Linked DNA regions of Mus musculus: regions 1 and 3 are each linked to region 2. Evidence: chromatin loops called from intact Hi-C (ENCODE). Cell type or tissue: left cerebral cortex. All regions are shown on one strand.

Region 1 (2,500 bases), 79 kb before region 2:
GTCATACTCTAACTCCCCTCTATCACTAGTCATTTCAATGCTTAATAGCCATCAATGTCTAACAACAACAATTTTGGACACAGAGCTATAAGGCAATTCTCCCTCACCCTAAAAGGGTGTATCGACTAGCAAGGCAGAGCTACACATCGCTAATAAGCAAGTGAAGTTTCTTCTTTTCTTCCTTTTTCCCTTTCTTCCTTTCCTTTTTCCTTTCCTTTCCTTTTTCCTTTCCTTTTCGTTTCCCTTTCCTTTTTCCTTTCCTTTCCTTTCCTTTCCTTTCCTTTCCTTTCCTTTCCTTTTTCCTTGCCTTTCCTTTTTCCTTGCCTTTCCTTTTTCTTTCCTTTCCTTTTCCCTTCCCTTCCTTTTCCCTTCCCTTCCTTTTCCCTTCCCTTCCTTTTCCCTTCCCTTCCCTTTCCGACCCCTCCCCTCCCCTCCCCTCCCCTCCCCTTTCCTTCCCTTCCCTTCCCTTTCTTCCTTTGCTTTTTTGTTTAGTATTGCTTTAGATAGGTATTGTTAAAGTTAGGCAAACTACATCTCCAGCCTGAGTGAAACTTTTTCAGTGAACTGTAGAAAGTTTAAGGTGAAGGTGACACGAGTCTTAGGGTGACAGTTGATAGTCCCGGAATGAAAGATGTGTCTTTCTGAGACTGCAGTCAGTGCTACAGAGATGATACTTCTAAATTCCTTCCCCTGGCATCTTATGCAGGTAAAACAATAACATGTGCATTATTCCAAAAGAAAAGAGAACTAGAAATTAATATGTGTCCAATAGGTCCCCCTTTGCTTTTTCATCAGCTCCTTAGTTGACTCACAGTGATTACATTTTAGTGCCATTTCCACTAATATGTTATCCCAGTCACCTAAGCCACTTCCCCAGTCTCAGCATTCAAGGGTTTACTCGACAAACATTAAAAAAAATAATGATTTCATGTAAGCTATTTTTAAACTTTTATATTATTTACTCCCTTAGAATTATGGCCACAATTTTGATCTTTTGAAATGCAACAGAGAAAGGAAGTGCTTAGAATCTTTTCCTGAATGATATAATTACAGTAGAGCTGGCGAGATGCATACAAAACAGTGCTCAGCTGTTAGTTTTGTTATTTTCTAAATGGCGTCTTCGAAGTTCAGTAATGGGAAGCATGTGTTGTGGAAGAAGTGCAGAATATGAAACACAAATCCTTGGTTCAATGCACGCACACATTCATTCGTCTGAGAAGAGGAAACCTTCAGTCCACAATAACGAAATACATTTTTTTAGTTAATGTATTGACTGAGAGAACTAAATAGGACCTTAATGTCCTGAAGGAGCAGGTACCCAACAGATAACTGTAAGCTAACACAAAGGAAGCCCTACTGTTCCTATAGAGTAGGCAAGCACTTCTTTCTGGCTTGCTCACTCCCAACCATGCACTATGCAAACAGCTTTGCCCACAGGACAAGTAGGCAGATGTGGGCTCAAAACAAATGCTAAAATCAGTATCACTTTCAGCCTCCAGGCAGGCAATTTTCAAACTGAGAACAAGGAAACAGCTCTAGTGCTGTGGGCTCTGCAACCACACTTGGGTGGGTGAGTTGCATAACCATGGTCTGAGTGAACCCGGTTAGGTAAGGAACAGCAGCTATGCTGGCAGTCATTGGGCTCTCTGTTCCTGCCTTGCTTGCCATTGGGTTGACTTTCATTGAGAACTCATCATTGATAAATATCTAACTGTTTAGTTTTTAAAAAACTTTTGGGGGAAGAAAAAAGCAGGAATGGGCCTTATAGGACAGGAGGGCCCTGGTGGCCATCAGATGAGCCTAAACTAGATTTGGAGACTTGCTGGGAACTAAAAAAAAGGGGGGGGCAGGTAAGTGGGGGAAGGGGAGGATATGGCCCACGTCCGGCCAGAGTTCCTGTGCTCTGGGCAGGTGGACACAGGCATGGGGGGGGGGGGCTGCCAGACGCTTTCCACTCAGCCCTGGGTGGGCATCTAAGCCTCTGACCCACTGGGGGTGTGGAGAAGGGGCAACCCCAGACCTGAGGACCCTAGGGCCACACCCTGTAGCTCCGGGGTTATGGGAGAGAGGGATAAGGGAAGAGGTTCCCAACACTGACCAGAGTACGCAGCAGATCTTGATAGAGCAGAGACTCTCTATGGTTTAAGAGCTTTATTATAGAAAGGCAGGGGGAAAGAGAGAAGGGAGAGAGAGAGTGTGTGTGAGAGAGAGAGAGAGAGAGAGAGAGAGAGAGAGAGAGAGAGAGAGAGAAAGCTAGAGAGAAAGAGAATAGTAAGAGGGATAGAGGAGAGAGAGAAGAAGACAAAGAGAAAGGAGAGAAGAGAGAAGAGTGAGAGAAGTGAGAGGTAAGGGAACAAAGGAGTGAGAGAGTGAGGTGGGGACTGAACACTCCTTTTTATTGTCTTCACTGTTGCTAGGTAACTGGGGAGGAGTTTACCCTGAAGGTCAGAAGCTTGGGCCATTGCCTACGTGACTACTGACCATGCTTCTCTTGTGGGAG
Region 2 (2,500 bases):
GGGGGAGGCTTGTCAGGGGCACAGAAAGAAGAGGCTCCATGACTGAGTTTTGCTTTGAAATGTCAGAAAGATGAGATGAAGAGCTGGGCATGAAGGTGAAATGAAACCACCTATGCTGAACGGTTTTGTGTGAACTTGTCACAAGCTAGAGCCATTTGGGAAGAGGGGACCTCAACTGAGAAAGAGTGTGGCCCATAGGCAAGTCTGTGGTGCATTACCCTGATTGACAGGTGATGTGGGAGGGCTCAAGTCACTATAGGCCGTACCACTTCAGCATCGGTGGCCTTCGGCATGATAAGAGAGCAGGCTGAGCAAGCCATGGTAGGCAAACTAGTAAGCAGTGTCCTCCATGGCCTCTGCATCAGTTCCTGCCTCCAGGTTCCTGCCTTGAGTTCCTGCCCTGACTTCCTTGGATGATGGATTTGAGCTATAAGATGAATTAAATAAACCCTTTCCTCCCCGGGTTGTTTTGGTCAGGGTTTTTATCAAAGCAATAGAAACTGTAACCTAGACAGCATTCCAGGCTGGGGAGAAGATATGCAAAAAGCAACAAGCACACACAGAGACAAAGGAACTGGACTTGAATCAAGTAAAGAAAAAGGGTGTCTGCCTCACCCCCTCCTCCTTCAGACTTCTCGCTCCTATCTAATAGACATGGAGGGGTGTCTACAGTCCTGGCATTACTTAGGAGAAAATAAGCCACATTTTTCTATTTCTGCAGTTAGAGTTTGTTACTACCATTTTCAACAATGAGACTGTACAGGCAGGAGGGTGGAGGCCAGAAGTTACAAAAGAGGGGCGCCACTGGGCACATTTCCAGCTCTGTCACTCCTAGCTGTGCGGCCTTACATAACTACGTAGCTACATAGTGAACTAACCTACCAGGCCTCTCCTTCCTTATACAAAAAACAGGAAGTGTAAGCTCCTGTAGCTGACTGCTGGGAGGGGTGGTCATACATTTCAGAAATTCCCTAACTAGGAAGCACTTAGTCAGTGCATAGTATGTAGGAAGCAACCCATGTCTACTGCCAGCAACTGATAGTGTCTATGCCTGTTACTTTGTCTTTAACTGTAGCAGAGCCACGGGAAGTACACACAACTCCTTCACACTTGATACAAGGAGGTACCGAGCTGAGACCCCAGGGACTAGGTCCTCCAGAAGTGGCAGCCATCATGAGCCCCCTCCAAAGCCAGACCTGACCCACACCTGGCTTGGTGAATGGCCTCCATCCACTCTTTCCCGGCCTGCTCCTCCTCACAGCGCAGCTCCAGTGGTTTTTGACCATCGTGCCCAAAAAGGACAGTGAAGTAATACTGCAAAGAAGAAGAAACACAAAAGGGTTACAGCTTTACTTTTCAGGGGCAGAAAGATAATAAAGCCAGTATTTGCCTACAAGAGGTATAAACTGACAAAAATCTACCAGCATGATGTAAGTCATATTTCAAACGGTAATAGCATGCCTGGTCCAGCCAGAACTGTCTTTGCACCTTGGCTGTGACAGCGAGCATTTTAACACCCTCAGTAGCACACAGCCCACAGCCCTACTGCATTGCATATTTTTATTTAAGAACAAAAAGAACATTGCGCCAATTTGCCGATGAAGAATAAGAAGCTAAAGCTAACATGAAAACGTTTCCAGAAGTTTTCGTGATGGGGCGTGTGGTGAAGCAGTAGAGAACAGGCGTCCACCCCGCCGAACCAGCTGATTCTCTTACCTAGCCTACGCTATATCCAGGCTCCATTCTGGGAAGTGCTATGGTTTATAACTACATCGAACTTCTGCTTTTGCCTCTTCTGCAGCCTTAGCAAGCACCATCCATGGCTTAAGCCCCATATCACAGACAAATTGTATTTAGCATGGGAAGGAAATATAATTGCCATCCTGGCCATAAGTCATAACCAGAATCTCTTTTTGATGAATGTAATCTAATTTCTTGTTGGATAGAAGAAAAAAAGAAAGAAATGGTTTTAGCAGGATTAAATTTATTCATCCCATTTGAACTTTATTTATAATCATCCCAAGCTGGAAACCATGCATATATCCCCCCAGGAGTGAGTACATAGACATTTCTGGTACGTCTTCCCGATGGAACACAACTCATCAGTAAAAAGGAACGTTTCTTGATAAAGCCAGCAACTTGAATGCTTCTCAAAAGTACCGCATAACACTAAGAAGTCAGCCTCAAAGGGCTACGCCCTGGAGTACTAGCCAACCAGCACAGTGGTTGAGGTCTCTCATTGGTGTTGCAAAAAGAGCTGATTCTCTTCCCAGCACCCATGCCAGGCAGCTTTAACCTGCCTGTCACTCCAGTCCCAGTGAAGACAACACCCTCTTCAGGCCTCTGAGGGCACCTAAACATGTGCACACATGCACACACACTTAAAATACAAATATTTTTAAAAGGTTTATACTCTACAATTTCCTTTATGGGATACTACTAAAGAAGTAGCAGAAAACAAATCAATTGTTTTTCTGGGGGCCAGGGAAGAAGTTTGTGT
Region 3 (2,500 bases), 180 kb after region 2:
AATTGTGGCTTCCTCTGCAGGGACGTAGGAGCCAATCTGAGCCATGATGGTAACCAGTGCAACCTGTTTTATGTAGGAGCTTTTCCCACCCATGTTTGGTCCGGTGATTATCATTACTCTCTCCGAGTCCTGCTGGAAACAAACAAATGAGAAAGGGAATTTCACTTACTGAACCAGAAAGGGATTCGAATGGTTGGTTTATATTTTGGGAGTGCAGACTGGGATAGGGGTTAACTATATAACCCAGGCTGGCCTTCGGCTTAGTAGGTAGACCAGGTTGGCCTCATATTTTAATCTCCTGCCTCCACCTGCCAAAAACTGGAATCATAAGAATCCACTACCATGCTTGGCTCATGTTTTGTTTTGATGTTCTTGTGGTATTTACAATTCATCCCACAAACAGGACTTCATGAGGCAAAGCATTACTTTGTGGCATATTTACATATGCTATTGAATTAATCCATTTTCCATTCCTATAACAAAGTAGCTGGGGCTGGGTAATTGTTTAAAGAAAGAGACTCATTAAGGTCAAAGTTCTAGATATTCAACAGCATGGTATTGACTTTCTCTCAGGTCTGGTAAAGGTTTCACAGTGGATGACATCAGTACAGTGGGAATGTGTACAAGAGGAATTCATTTTGCTGACAGGAAGTGAGGGCTGAGGACAGGCCAGTATGCAGGACATTCTTATGAGAAATAACCATTCCAGAAGACCTAATCCTTTCTGAGGGTTGCACCCCCGATGACTTATCTTCCATTTGGCTCCATCTCATTTTAGGGGAGATGAGAAAAGATACACAGATGGTTGTCAAGACTATGAAGAAATACCCGATTACAGTACAGAAAATGACACCACTTCACACACACATACACACACACAAACACACACACAAGAAACATCAAACAAGACAGAGAAGGAAGAAAGCCTGCCATGGTTGTCAATGTCAAATTCTGCCAAAGATGAGAGAAGAGCTGGAATTTTTATTCTGGAAGAAAAATACTGCATACCATTTTGAAAAACTTCAGTAATATCTGCTAAAGCTGAAAATAGACATAGCCAAGCAATCCTCCTCCCATGTACACACACTAAATGGAAATGAGGATGACACACAACAAAAGACACAGAGAAGCCTGTTGGCAGCGCTCCTTGCCTCTCAGGCCAGTCCTGAACTGGCGTACATGTTCACCCATCCTGGAGCAGGTTAAAAAGAGAAAGCATCAAGTAGGAATGTGTGCAGCTGTAGGAGAAGGCCAACCAGGCAACAGACACCTGGGATCCATGGGAGGCATTACAGGTGAGCCACAAAGACAACGTTGTCCTTAAATGATGGCAGGGAAATGGTTAGCTGTATGGAAATAAGCGTGGTCCCAAATCTCAGGAAACGGAGTCTGGGTGGATGAAAAAATGAATCGTGAAAAGCAAGCCCGCTACTTTTAGAAGAAAATGTAGGAGGAAGGTGGAGAGTGTGTTCCTTAGTGGAAGCATAAAACACATCTGCCCAGGTCAGACCTAATTGTGTGGTGTGTACCAAAACCAAAGGAAGAGACTGCTCACAACTGCCTTAAACTGGAAACTGCACAAATGTTTATCAACAGATAAAGTATGATACAGCAGCTCAGAGACAGCTATGGCAAGGGAGAAGACAAAGATATAAATTGTCAGAGGGAAGTTGTTAAATCACCAAACAAAACATGAAAAAGCAGTCGTCTTATATAACTCCTACCTCTCAACAGCGCAGAAGTAATGGGGGACAGGCAAAGGATATAAATAGCCTATTTGTAGCAAGGAAAGCACAGATCTAAAAGCATATTAGCGGGAAGGTGTAATCAGAAGCATTATGAAGGAGATCTACAAGCTATTCCTAACATTTTTCTGAAAGACTAGCTGATAAATAGCCAAGCAAAATGAAATCTGTATGTTGCAGAGACACCTGTATTCCTATGTTTATTGTAGCAAGATTCATAACATCCAAGAAATGGCAACAGTGCATCAATGTCAGAGGGCCTATCAACACACAAAAAGGCAAAGGAAATGCAATACCTACATACAATGGAATATTATTCAGTCATAAAATAGTTGGTAAATTCTGTTATTTGTGGCCAAATAAATAAAACTAAGGAGCACTATACTAAGTTAAATAAGCTAGGAACATGATCTAATTCATATATAAAATGTAATACTCTTGATATCATTCAGGAGGGTATGGAAGCAGAAGCTGAAGCAGCAGGGGATAATGGAGTGGGGGAAGTTATGAGCGGGTTCTAAACTGTAGTTTAGAGGCTTGGTGCTGCTGCACACACAGCAGGGTGACCACAGAAACGGATGTGTCCTATGTGTTTCAAGAAGCCAAAAAGATGTAGAATGCACTTGCTGTGTGAAGTATCTGTTCTTCTAAATTCTAACATCTATTTCCAGTATTTAATTGTGTGCACCAGGGAACATTTTGATACTTGCAAAGTCAAAAATAGCAAGGAGGGCTGAAGTGCGTGGAAGCTTATT

The links. Hi-C counts contacts between places; a loop is a spot of excess contacts. Peaks named below come from ENCODE experiments on the same cell type or tissue, not always from the same donor. Only the 100,000 strongest peaks of a DNase experiment are listed, where the experiment ranks them.
Region 1: it touches region 2 in a loop (12-fold over the local background); 3 of 42 quality-filtered maps call a loop at or near these places.
Region 3: it touches region 2 in a loop (3-fold over the local background); 2 of 42 quality-filtered maps call a loop at or near these places.

Annotation. Positions count from the first base shown.
Region 1 is chr13:91,972,847-91,975,346 of GRCm38, forward strand. All of the region lies in intron 16 of Rasgrf2 (RAS protein-specific guanine nucleotide-releasing factor 2), which reads right to left. Among named protein-coding and RNA genes, the nearest start is that of Gm46435, 50 kb to the left of the region's middle. In left cerebral cortex, a CTCF peak has its summit at 1,497; a DNase peak (open chromatin) is centred at 1,514; H3K27ac peaks cover 1,097 bases.
Region 2 is chr13:92,052,342-92,054,841 of GRCm38, forward strand. Rasgrf2 (RAS protein-specific guanine nucleotide-releasing factor 2) reads right to left here. Exons shown (of 28, transcript NM_009027.4): 2 at 1,208-1,314. Among named protein-coding and RNA genes, the nearest start is that of Rasgrf2, 78 kb to the right of the region's middle. In left cerebral cortex, no CTCF peak of the experiment used is centred here; DNase peaks (open chromatin) are centred at 993 and 1,617; H3K27ac peaks cover 1,634 bases.
Region 3 is chr13:92,235,600-92,238,099 of GRCm38, forward strand. Msh3 (mutS homolog 3) reads right to left here. Exons shown (of 24, transcript NM_010829.2): 20 at 1-132. Among named protein-coding and RNA genes, the nearest start is that of Rasgrf2, 110 kb to the left of the region's middle. In left cerebral cortex, no CTCF peak of the experiment used is centred here; DNase peaks (open chromatin) are centred at 1,123, 1,503 and 2,470; H3K27ac peaks cover 1,979 bases.